2 separate regions of the Homo sapiens genome follow, and region 2 is linked to region 1. A link is a contact called in ENCODE Hi-C or POLR2A ChIA-PET data. All regions are on one chromosome and are shown on one strand. Each heading gives the region's core, a stretch centred on a gene start or an enhancer-like site at or near the end of the contact. The rest is flanking DNA. Distances are from core to core; before and after follow the strand shown.

Region 1 (6,405 bases), core at 2,583-5,082:
CCCCCACCCCTCCCTGCAAGCACTGACAGCCTCAGAGAGCAGCAGAGGCCCCTCACTCCTGAACATCCCTCCAAGGGTGCCAGGACAACGAGCCTTGAGCCAGGGAGACAAGGGAGTCGGTGTCCCTGACCCCCAGAGCTTTCAGGGCAAGGGCACAGGTGGGACCCCTGGCCCAGAGCCAGAGCCAAGAGTTCAGCCAGGTGTGGGAATGGTCAGTCCTGGCATGGACCGGGCAGCCCAGGAGGGCAGAGGGGGCCCCGTATCTGGGCCCTCTTACTCATGGTAGAGACAGGTCCCCAAGTGAGGTAGCAAGGGGGCTGGGTGACAGCCAAGGCCCCTCCCACCTGAGTTCTGACTGGGGATCATATACCAGGCCCAACAGCCCTGGGATGAGGGCATGGGGCAGGAAGCCCCCAGCCAGCCTGAATCCTGGGGGGCAGTCCCAGGAGCCACCTGCTGTGCCCCGACAGCTTCCCTACCCCAGGTGACACACACCCCTCCCTCTGGGATCAGCAGCCTGCAGGTGTGTCCTCAGTGTCAGACCCCAGGGGCCACCGAGAGACCCTGAGGACTCCGGAGACCCAGGCAGGTGGGGCCCGGCCCAGAAAGGACTCTTTGGGCCCACTGGAGGTGCTGCCTGATCACGTCTGTTTTTCTTTCAGCCAAACCCAGGCAAGGGTCCTCAGCAGCCAGGGCTGTGCTGGCTTCACGTGGCAGGAAGGCCCTCTGCAAGGGGGATGGGCAGGTGCCCCCTGGCCCACCAGCCTGGTTCCAGCGGCCCATTTGGTCTGCTTCCCCACCATGGGTTCCTTGTCCTCTCACACCTGTCCTGGTGGGGCTTCCATGTGGCCAAGGCCCAGGGGCGTGAGGGGGCTTCTGGGGAGCCCAGGGCAGCAGGCCATTCTCTGGGGGACCCAGGACTTATGGTGTGCCCAGCCTGGCCTTGGCTCAAGGAGGACCTCGGGGTTCCTGGAGGTACCTGCAGCGGAACTCCATGTCCCGACTCCCAGTGGACTTGGATGTGGGGGGCCCTTGGTTCCATAATAATTTCAAACAGAGCTGCTGAGCTCATGTCCCTTCTGAATGTGTCCTGGACAGCCCTGGGACCATGGGGCAGGCTTAGCCCCGGAAGCCCATGGGGACCCCCATATCAGGCCCTGCCTAGGCCCATCAGGACTAAGAGGGAAGTTGGGAGATGCCCCCACAGCAGCATGGGCACCTGCATCTGGCCCCCTTGGTGGCCAATGACGGGCATGCCTAGAAGGAGCCAGGGTGGCACCCCACCAGCAATCCCAGACACCTTGGAAAATGCTGTTCAATGAGGAAGCCGGTCCCGTCAAGGCCATGAGAGAGAAAGGTGAGCATGGCATCCCTGCAGCCCAGCCAGCCAGTAGCATGCCCTGGGTCCTTGGTCCCAACCTGTGGAACAGTGTCCCCCTCCCAGGGCACAATTCGCAGGCCAAGAGGGGCCTGGCCTAGACCCCAGCCCTGGGAAGAGCGGGGAACCAGAGGTGTGGTGGGCTCCCAGCTGCAGTCAGCATGGCCATGCAGGGGGCCCTGGTACCACGGAGCTCTGCACTGTCACAATTCACCTCGCAGGGGCCGGCGAGATCCCGAAGCCTCGCAGCAACTGCTGCAGCCACAGCAGGCGCCACCACCACATGCCTTCCAGCCGCCAGTGCAGGGTTTCCCGACAGCAGGGTGTCCTGCAGCCCTCGCCTCAGCGGCTCAGACGCTGAAGGTATCTGTGGTTCATGTTTCTAGTGCTCCCACCAAAGAGAATCACTATGGAGGATGCTCTTGGTCCTGAGGTGAGCAAAACAGCACGCCCTGTGAATGGAGCCGGCTTCTTTCCTGGCCACCATGCTTGCTGGATGGGCCCACGGAGCAAGTGGCCTTGAGACGGGCATGGGAACGGAAGAGGCTCAGCATCCTGCACGTGCCCTTACCGAGGCTCACCAGGCTGACACCACTGCTGAGCGCCCCTCCGTGGATGAGACACTTGCACCCAGTCTCTGGGTTGGCACCATTTCCCAGGAGGACCAGCTGGCCACCTGCTGGCAGGCTAATCACACTGTGGAGGGGGCTGAGATTGGCTTTCACTGCACCAAGCCACAATGTGGACGTGGATTTGCCGGCCCTGCAGTGCACACAGCACTGCTTCTGACCAGGACACCCCATTCACAGCTGGGGATGTGCAGCATTGCGCTCCCACCTCAGGGCCTTGGCTCTGCCACCTCGACTTGGAATGTTCTCAGCTCCCTCCAGGCTTCTAGAAGCATCTGGGACACAGCTCATGGCTGGATAAGCACCCGAGGCCCCACAACCCAAACAAGCTTCCCATCCTCATTTTATTTTTTGTCAAACTTATGAAAATTTATTAAGATATGACTTACATCCCTGGTAAGTGCACAGCTTAAAAGATATTCACAGATGGAACACACCAGCCCCCAGATCACAAAGCCAACCATGCCCAGCCCCTCCCAACACCCCCAGCCCTGAAACCAGTGTTCTGACTTCTGACAGCACCACGAGCCTGCCTTTTGTACTTTACACTCATGGAAGCATAACCACCTTCATGTTTTAAAATAAATGTTTACTTTTGAAATGACTTTAGATACACAGAAAAATTGAAAGGCACTATAGTGTACTCCTACACCTTCCATCCAGCTGCCCTTAATAATGACATTTTGCATTACCATGGCACGTTTGTCCAAACTAAGAAATTTAGGCCGGGTGGGCTGGGCGCGGTGGCTCACGCCTGTAATCCCAGCACTTTGAGAGGCCGAGGCGGGCGGATCACAAGGTTAGATCGAGACCATCCTGGCTAACACGGTGAAACCTCGTCTCTACTAAAAATACAAAAATTAGCCGGGCGTGGTGGCAGGCGCCTGTAGTCCCAGCTACTCAAGAGGCTGAGGCAGGAGAATCGCTTGAACCCGGGAGGCAGAGGTTGCAGTGAGCCAATATCGTACCACTGCATTCCAGCCTGGGCGAGAATGAGACTCCGTCTCAAAAAACAAAACAAAACAAAACAAACCCCAAAAACAAAAAAGAAAATTAAGCTGGGTGTGGTGGCTCACACCTGTAATTCCAGCAATTCGAGAGGTCGAGGCAGGAGGTTCAGGTTCACTTGAGGCCAGGAGTTTGCGACTAGCCTGGGCGACATAGGTAGACTGTCTCTGGAGGAAAGTAAAAAGCATTAGCCAGGCATGGTGGCGTGAGCCTATAGTCCCATCTAGTCAGGAGGCCCAGGCGGGAGGATTGCACATGCCTGTAGTCCCAGCTACTATGGAGGCTGAGGCAGGAGAATCGCTTGAACCCGGAGGTCAGAGGTTGCAGTGAGCCGAGATCTCGCCACTGCACTCCAGCCTGGGCGACAGAGCAAGACTCCGTCCTAAAACAAAAAAAAGTTACAGTGCAAAGTACTAGTTGTGATGTCATGATGCCTGCAACTTTGAAATAGTTTAACGACAATACGTGTATACATAGCTACAGGTGGGGAGAGAGTGACGAGCAGAAATGGCAAAGTGCTAGGTTGTCTGATTTAGGCGGAGGTATATAGGTGTTCACTGCACTGTTTTCAACTGTTCCGTATGCGTTAAAATGATCGTAATACAATGTTAGAGGGAGAAAAAAAACCCCGCCTGTCTTCTGCGCAGTCGCCATGGGCACGAGCCGCACGCGGAGCCTTACGACCACCTTCAGGTCCCACACACTCCACTCCAGCCGTCCCTCCAGACTCCATCTGCGCATGCTCTTGCCCCACCGCGCCCGCCCCGCCCCTCGGGCGTACGTGTGCGCGCAGGGCGCAGGCGCGCGGGTCCCGGCAGCCCGTGAGACGCCCGCTGCTGGACGCGGGTAGCCGTCTGAGGTGCCGGAGCTGCGGGAGGATGGAGCCGCTGAAGGTGGAAAAGTTCGCAACCGCCAAGAGGGGAAACGGGCTGCGCGCCGTGACCCCGCTGCGCCCCGGAGAGCTACTCTTCCGCTCGGATCCCTTGGCGTACACGGTGTGCAAGGGGAGTCGTGGCGTCGTCTGCGACCGCTGCCTTCTCGGGTGCGTAAGGAGCGCCCTCGCCTACCTGAGTCGCGAGCTGTGTGGGGTGCTGGGGAGGGGGGGGCGTCGGGCGGCCGGCAGCCGCGGGACTCCTGCTGGATGGGGCTGCACAGGCAGCTTGGCGGTGCTGCCCCTGACGCGCGTGTGCCCGGGGGCGGGTCGCTGCTGACAGGCCCCGCCCGGACACCCCCCTAGGTTGCCGCAGCGGGGCTGGGAGGGGGCCCAGGCTCAGCCACTGCCCCCCAACCTGGGCTGCGGTGGAAATGGGAAAGCCATTGGGCAGACTTGAGGGGGAAGCGTTGTGCCGGGGATAATTTTGCTGGGAGACGAAAAGTCTGTGTGCTGGACAGTCTTCCTTGGTGCGGCTGTGGAAATCACACGTGGCGGGCGTGGGGCTGGGTGGGAGCTGGGATGAGTATAAATCAGGCTCCCCTGCAGAGGCCCCGCCGGTAAAGCATCAGGCTTGCAGCAGGTGGAAGAATCTTGATGTCTACGGTGCACCTCTGTGGTCTGGGTTGTGTGTGGCCTGGGGATACGAAGAGGAACGGGACCTCCTCAAAGAGCTGATCAAGTGAGAGAGAGAATTACAGTGTACCAGAAGGGCTGAAATAGAGGGGCAATTAATGTGCTGTGGGAGCATCAGACACGGGTCCCCCGTGTGCTGTGCCATTTAATGGCTGTGCAGGCATGTCTAACTCTTAACCACCATTCTAGATGCAGGGATTCACGTGAAGGTGTTTTGGAAGCCTGGACGCGCTGTGCCGGTGTAAAGTGCTATGTGAAAGCAATTTATGGAAATGTGTAACATACATGAATAATAGGAACTGCATTCAGTCAACAAATATTATTGAGCTTCTGTGTGCGAGGAAGAAGAGTTCTATTTTGAGATGAGTGCGATGATTTTGTGCATGGCCGCTTTTCAGACCTGCCAGTCTGAGATTTAGGTGGGTGGAGGTGGGACGGTAAGTGCAAAACTCGTATCTGTAATTTGACCATTGTTCTTACTTTGTTCTCATTTGATTCATAATTCAGGAATATGACTTTGCATTTTAGAGCTACCAAATAATAATTTTGTCTGTTGCTTTCTGAAGTAATGATAACAGCGAAAACATCTGTTCGGGAGAGAGCAGCATCTTGAAGTTTTTGTAAACTGTGTGGTTGAAAACAATTCGTTCCTTTCAAGATAGTTCTTGGAACAGAAAAGTTTTGGAATGAATAAATGGTGACAAATTGGCAATTGAATCATTAGAGCTGAAGTTGAGTCTTGTGACACACGGAATTGTGCATTTCCAAAATAAGCTACACAAACCCTTTGTGGGTGGGATGCTTGTTGATTTACCATACTATTTCATTAGTCTCATTCATTTTTCCTGTTTGCAGTAACTGGGGATTTAAGCAAAAAAGGAATTTAATGAAAGAGTTTTGGGGGAGTTCTCAGTGTTGCTTTAAAGTCTGCCAAGACTTGACTGGGCATCGGCTGAACCAAGTTAGGATTGCACTGCAAAAGTAGCTGGGGCTGGGATCTGGGGTGTATATCACTTCTGTCGCCTGATAATATTGGATTCTGCAGTAGGTACCACGAACACCATAGACACTGGACCCTGGTGCTGCTGCTGCTGCTGCTCCTTGGGAAACTCACTGTTGCTGGAGAGTGATTCTCTCAACCATTCTTCTTTGTGATACTGGCTTTTATTCAAAGTCCTCAGTGAGTGTCTTGGATTGGCTAAACTTAGGTCACTGCCTGCACCCCTAGCGCGAGGGAGGTTGAGACGGTATTTAGCCTTTTTGGCTTTTAAGATAGAAGGCAGGCTCACTCTACTTCCCACCGATAGTTATCCAGTGGGGAAATCAGCAAACATAAACATAGAAAAAGGGATATAAGTAAATGCTAAGCATCTAAACAAAACAAGCTAAACAGATTCTTCATAATGACTGACAAATACTTACTAGTATTTTACACAGACACAAAATATTTGCACTTACTTTGGATTGCCAGGATACACAGTTCACTTGTGTTGTGGTAGTAGTTGCTCTGTTTGAACACTCCCATTTTAGTGGTTATAGTGTTCCAAAGAGCCTGGTTGGGAATCACTGCAACCTGAAAATAGTGTTAGGGAAATGTTAGCGCATTGTTTGATGCAGTTTTCTGCCACTGTTGAATGCCTGTCCTTGAGGGATAAGTTTCTGTATTACTTGTCATCTTGTAAGTAAAATTTGTTTCTCTTTATTCACTGTCCATTGTGAAGTCTTTAAGAATAGTGCATCTTTCAGTTTTTGTAGCCCCAGTGTCTAACACATAGTAAGCCCTTAGTTTTAGTATGAATGTCTGGCAGAATTTTCCTCCTAAC
Region 2 (6,286 bases), core at 2,145-4,644, 2.3 Mb before region 1:
CTCAAATAAATAAGTAAAAATAAGTAAATAAATAAATAAACAAAAATAAAATAAAATGAGCACCATAGACTATCACCTACATGGGAAGTGAGATAGTGTCCTTTTTCTCATCATTGCCTGAAATTCTGGCACGTAATAGGCACTCCGTAAAGACATATTGCATAAAGGAATGAATCAACAAGCCAGAGAAGAGGAAACCCAGTACCAGGGTGACTCAGAAGCTAAATGATAAGAAAAAAGAGAGAAATAACCCAGTGTCAGATGTCAGTGATGTGGCAATATTGAGAGCATGGATGACCTTATCTTTGTAATTCCTATGAATTGGCAGCATCCGGAGCCAGACTGTAGGGGTGAATGGGAAGGGAGGAAGTGGAGAAAAGACAAATGATAGTGGAGACTGAGAGGCTGTTTGTTTTGTATTGAAGATGTGAAAGTTCAGTATGTATTCTGGAGAAATTATATAGAAAAGGCAGGTTCTAAAAACGTGCTGTCCAGGAAAGGAGAAACTAGCTACACAGAGCTATTTAAATTAAAATAAAAAATACAACTTCTTAATCACAGTAGCTCCATTTCAAGTTCTAAATGGCCACATGTGTCTACAGACTACCATACTGTGCAGAGCTGATTAACATTTCCTTCTTTGCAGAAAGGTCTTTCAGACAGTGCTGCTGTAGACAAAAGTTTTAATTCATCATGTTTGTGCTGGCTTCAATAAACAAGTTCAGGTTAAATCAATGCACAGCATCGCCCAATCTCTTCCTACCCAAAACATTATCCAAACCCAGCAGAAAAACTATTGTGGGATTATATCACAATCTATACATGATAGATTCACATGTGGTCTCAGTGGGTGAGAGTTAACCTTGGAAGAGGCCAGTGGAGACTTTAAAGGAGCTGCTAAATCTCAGGATGTGATCTAGGGGTCTGGCCATTATATGTATTCATAATGTTTTCCCACCAAAGATCTGTGACACGTAGCAGCAGTTTGTGATTGCTAAGCATTACACAGAGAAAAGGAGCTATGGGATGGGGTATAAGAATGACAGGTATTGGAGCAGTGCTGAATAAGAAAGGTTAGATAATTCAGGCTAGGGTAGACAGAACATCCTGGGTAAAATGAGGTTATTACAGTGAAATTCTAGTTCTACAAAAGTAAAGTGACTGGTAGACAACAAATAAATCATGTTTATCACCTTATATTTAATTTTTATGGTTTTTGTATGGCACCTTAATAATAAAAAGGACTGTGGTAGAAGACTGAGGCATTATTATCCATCAAAGCTGTCCACTTAGACAATGTTACTCAAGGTCCTGCTGACTTATTGAAATTAGAAAAATCACTTTTGTAATTTTAAAAACAAAACCTCCAATTTAATGGAAAAATCTGTTTTCAATCACCTCTTTTAAAGGAATATATTTTGCTCTGCTCAATTTAAAAAAATCGTTATTCATGGGATGAAGGGATAGAAGAAATGGACTGAGAACTGTAGAACTCTTGGCACATGACTCCATCCAAACCTCTGAGTTACTAAGAGACAAACTTTAGCATGCCTTCTAGCAGTGTCAGATCATGTCCCTAGGAGAACCCCAGCTCCCCCATGAAAATGCCTGCCTGAGAAAGCTCAATGCTACCAGGAGAATTTACTATTTGTTCTAGCCAACACCTGATGATAGGCTCCTGACCTCCCTTTCTCAGGGCGTTTATTAAGGGCTTACCATTATGAATCCTTCCTTCTTCTCTTTAAGGTGTTTATGCGTCTGCTACAACTCAAGAGGTCCTTCTAAAGGACCTGAGAGCCATTCCTTTGAAATTGATCGTCAAGAAGGGCAGAGCCTCTACCTCCCAATCTCAGTGCAAGAATAGCAAGCTAGGCTGGGCGTGGTGGCTCACGCCTCTAATCCTAGCACTTTGGGATGCCCAGGCGGGTGGATCACCTGAGGTCAGGAGTTCGAGACCAGCCTGGCCAACGTGGCGAAACCCCGTCTCTACTAAAAATAGAAAAATTAGCCAGATGTGTTGGCATGCACCTGTAATCCCAGCTACTCGGGAGGCTGAGGCAGGAGAATCTCTTGTACTCGGGGGTGGGGGTGGGGCGGAGGTTGCAGTGAGCCAAGATCGCGCCATTGCACTCCAGCCTGGGCAACAAGAGTTAAACTCCGTCTCAAAATAAATAAATACATAAAAAAGCACTCTAACTTCTATAGCTGCTAGCTAGCAGACACATCTGGCCGAATCGCATCTATGCCAATCAAATCTGTAATTTTTCACTTCTCCAACACTATTGAGCCCTGATCACCTTCCTTCCTTCATTCTCCCTTTGAAATGCCCAGTCACTTCTGTACAAATCGGAACAGAGGTCAGTTCTTTTCCTTTCTGTAAGTAGTTACTGAAAAAAGTCTTTTTCACTGCTTCAATGTCTAGCTGGGTTGTCTTTGACAGGATCCAAAAAGGAGGGGAATTCAGCCCATTTGCCTTTTCCATCTGCAGGGCAAAGTTTTGAGTTGACTCTGAGGAAGTTACGCCTTTTGTAAAAACAAAACATCCAACCCTGAATGAAGCCCTTCCCCTTAGGCCTAGGCCCTCCCCTCACCAAGCGACACCTAGAGGTGACAAGCAGGCGCTCGCTCAGGGACCTAGGTAACGATACACAATGCCATGTAACAAACTCCTGCTCATCGAGGGCATCTGACCCTGGGTGCACGAGTGAATTAACTGAGTTAATGTTGACTAAGTTCCTGGTTAGTATTCACGGAGCAATTGGTGACCCCACCAAAACGTCGTTCAAGGTGCAAGGTCCAGAGGCCTCGAGGAGTGGGATTTACACATCGGAGCCGTCCGCTCAGACGCCGTTAGTGGAGGGTTCCGCCGACTTCACGGGAGTGAGGAAAGTCACTTTTGGAAATCGACTTTGCCTTCGCCCGCGAAGCCCGCCAGCGTCCGGACTCGAGTTGCCCCCGGAGCCACTGCCGGAAGTTTACCAGCTCACTTTCGGCGTCGCGCCCGCCTCCGTGGAGCAGGCCGGAAGTGGCTTTCCGGCAGCCGCCGCCGCAGCTCCGTAAAGCAAGATGGCACTACTCACTCTGAGGCTATTATCTCCGTTTTATATCTAGTATTCCTCTTCTCACCAGTTACTCTCGATTTCCGTCCCGCGCCCTAATTTTCTTCAGCACCACATTCTCATGTTTTTCTTTCATTCAGCCTTGGTGGAGTATGGTCTGGAGGCAACCTACGGCTAGCCTGAGCAACGTGGGGCACCATTTTGTACGGAAACTGAAGGCAGGGCGGGGGAGTGTGAGGCCTCCCGAGGAGGCCCGGCTTGAGAGAGAGCGTGGGAGGGAGAGCGTTGTTCACCGATGATGTATTTCCGCTTCTGGTCTGCCTGGTCGTTTTTGGTTGGATCGGCTTGTTGCGGGGAGGGAGGGGGGGAGATTGTTTGCAGCATAGAAGCTCCGCGGACGGGAAGGTAAACTGAGGTAAGGCTGTGCGGGGGGCTTTTGCGCATGGCTGGGTAGAATGGACGGGAGTAGGGTCCTTGGGATTGCGGAAGAGTGTGGAATTGGAGACGGGAGGCTTAGATGTCTCGGGTTGGACAGAGAAGGTGGGGTGGGGCTCGGGGTTACAAGGTGAATCGCAAAGCCGGGCTGGGGTGGAGTGGGACGAGCGGGAGACCACAGGAGATGGAGGAGAGCCTAGGGGTGCAGAGGAAAGTCTCGAAGGCGCTGGTTGAGGAGGGCCTGGGTCGAGAGGAGCTGGGACGGGGGAAGAGTAGAATCTAAAGTCCTTGAGGGCTAAGGAGAGAAGTTGAGGTAGGGACTGGTCGGAATACATGGGTGGGGGCGTGGTGAGAGTGTAGTTTTTGGGAGGCTGTAGAGTTGGAAGGGGCTGGTGGCTGCGGTTTTGATGCTGACATGACCATATACTTGGCCTTTGTTTCTCTGCAGCTCCCCAGAGACGCTCATCCTACAGCCTCAGCTCGGGCCCAGCCTTCTCTCTCCAGCTGCCACCACAGCCTGGAGGCGCCTGCCTCCACCCTCCCGAATGGTGCTCCTCCTAGCAGGCCTCGGTCCAGGATCCAAGCCCCCTTTGCCCCCTGCCTTGGAGCTGTTGCTCCGGGTTTGTCACAGTGGACTCCCTGTGGCGGGAAGGGAAGAACTTTTGCACAGACAAGGCTTCAGCTCTAGGAACCCCACTGACAACTTGAATCTCAACCTCTAACCTAGTGTGAGGTTCTTCCTGTGCCCACCTTTTCTGCCTTTTGAGAAGAGAAACTCTTCTCCTGGCCATCTAGAGCCCAGGAAGCCCCAAGCTGGGGCCCTGGTCCCAGCATGTCAGTCCTCTCTTGTGCATAGGGCTCTGCCCTCCCCCTGTCAGCATGGCTGAGCTCAGACAGGTTCCAGGAGGGCGGGAGACCCCACAGGGGGAGCTGCGGCCTGAAGTTGTAGAGGATGAAGTCCCTAGGAGCCCAGTCGCAGAAGAGCCTGGAGGAGGTGGAAGCAGCAGCAGTGAGGCCAAATTGTCCCCAAGAGAGGAGGAAGAACTGGATCCTAGAATACAGGTGAGAGCACTGAGAGCAGGGAGAGAAGGAGAGCCCAGATTCCAGCCTCCCTGAAGAGTGTTGGATGAATGAGGGCTTAGACTTACTCTGTCCCCAGTCTGCTGGGGCAGGAAAGGAGAACAAGTTTGTCAACAAATCATTGCAGGGTAATGTAACAAGTTCCAAAAGAGTTGTGTGTCTGAAGTGCTGATGGAGTGCAGAGAAAGGCCTGGCCTTAGTGCTTGGGAGGCATTGCTGAAAGCTTCACTGAAGGAGCAAAGTGTCACTTGGCAGTAGATGGAGGAGGCACACTTTAGGTCAGTGGAGGGTAGGTGTGTTGTACTTCTTTCCAGATAAGCAGAGGGGCTGCCACCTTAGTTAGGGATGCTGTGTGAGAGGAGATGACTTTGATACTGGGGGACAGTTTTGAGGCTGAGTGAGAGAATCTTTTCCCCTTTCTCACCTTCTCAGCGGTACCTTCCAGGGATGTGCGGCCCACATTGCTCTGATAATGTGTTTCACCCTTGTAAACAGTGAGACCTTTCCAGTGTTATAAAGGTAGCATCAACTTTAGATCTATAAAGAAACCCCATATGTTCAAGGATTTGTAACTTTTGTTGTGGCCAATCCTTAGTAACATACATACCTGGCCCTCAGGATAGTGGGTCTCCTAAAGGAATGGAAGAGCAGTTTATTGCCTTGGAGTGTCTACAATCTAGTTGGTAGGACAGGCAGATCTTTGTGTAGGAGACCTGGGGGTAGTCAGTGAGGAAGACCAACTCCATGTGGAAGAGATGCCTGGCCAATCAAAGCTGGGTTGCAGTGTTTCAGGGAATTGGCTGAGAATGACTTCCTGAGGAAGCTTCTTGGGCAGGTGACGACCAGGATGCTCCTGCATGTTTGGGGCTTGAGTCTGCCATTTGTTCCGGTCACATCTCCAAGACTCTGATGTTGTGGAAGTGACTCTTCTGTAGGTGAGCAAGAACATATGAAGGCTCAAATTCCTAGGCTTATCTGTCAGCAAACCTTTATTGGATTACTCCAGTGAGTTGGGAAGAAATCAAAGCCAGTCCTGGCATTCTTCCTTCACTCTCTGTGTGGGTTCCTGGGATATGTGTGTGTGTGTGGGTTCCTCTTCTACTGTGTCCATGCTTATAATGGAGCAGTGGTGAGCCATTTGTTTCTGGCATGAGTCAGTAATTTATTTCTGCTCTGCCTGACATTGCATTGAAAACAGCCAATTTTTCTTGCTATTTCTACAGATTTATCATCCTCTGAGGAAATCAGTTGTAGTGAAAAAAGTCTTGGGCTGAGTTTCACGCTACCTCCAACCCCATGATTTATGATTTTTATGGAAGTTTCTTTACGTTTCTGAGCCTCAGTTTCTTCATCTGTAAAGTGAGCAGTTGGTCTAGCTGATTTGCACAACTCATTCTTGCTCTGCTCTGACACAAGTCTACAGTTCTTTCTCAAACTCTTTTTGCTTGTTCCTTGGTGATAGTTTGTAGATAGCACTTTGGGAAAGAGCTGTCTCTCTGTTGCTTGTGGAGGAGGGCTGTGTAATGTGCATTATATGCCTCCCTACAGCCTTCCTTGCCCTGCTCCAGAGAAGGCTTCTGCAGAGGAGAATCCACTGTGGTCTCTTTACTTGGCCTCTACTACTCCTATGTATTTTTCCAGTGTCTGCATAGGCACATGGTAGTAGTAGGAAGAGTCATGCTTGCATTGTGCTGTCTAATAGGGTGGACTAG

Evidence for each region. Hi-C counts contacts between places; a loop is a spot of excess contacts on that map. ChIA-PET counts read pairs that join two places held with the same protein, here RNA polymerase II (POLR2A). Pooled maps may share reads with other maps.
Region 2: a pooled map shows a loop between it and region 1 (7-fold over the local background). The contact joins the promoter of SH3BP5L here to the promoter of SMYD3 in region 1. A Hi-C loop is called at or near these places in 1 of 168 maps with a recorded cell type or tissue (CD8-positive, alpha-beta T cell) and 5 of 50 pooled maps. POLR2A ChIA-PET finds 5 or more read pairs at or near these places in 1 of 52 experiments (activated T-cell).

The regions. Positions count from the first base shown.
Region 1 is chr1:246,504,706-246,511,110 of GRCh38, reverse strand. It overlaps SMYD3 (SET and MYND domain containing 3), which reads left to right and starts at 3,832. Exons shown (of 12, transcript NM_001167740.2): 1 at 3,832-4,057. The coding sequence starts at 3,894. RefSeq lists silencers at 2,973-3,205, 3,695-3,874, 4,145-4,194 and enhancers at 3,880-4,380, 4,381-4,881.
Region 2 is chr1:248,823,023-248,829,308 of GRCh38, reverse strand. SH3BP5L (SH3 binding domain protein 5 like) reads left to right here and starts at 3,394. Exons shown (of 7, transcript NM_030645.3): 1 at 3,394-3,474; 2 at 3,943-4,556. The coding sequence starts at 4,374. MIR3124 (microRNA 3124) reads right to left here and starts at 2,932; the gene lies at 2,866-2,932. RefSeq lists enhancers at 2,703-2,802, 2,873-2,922, 2,498-3,048, 3,033-3,292, 3,049-3,600 and 1 more.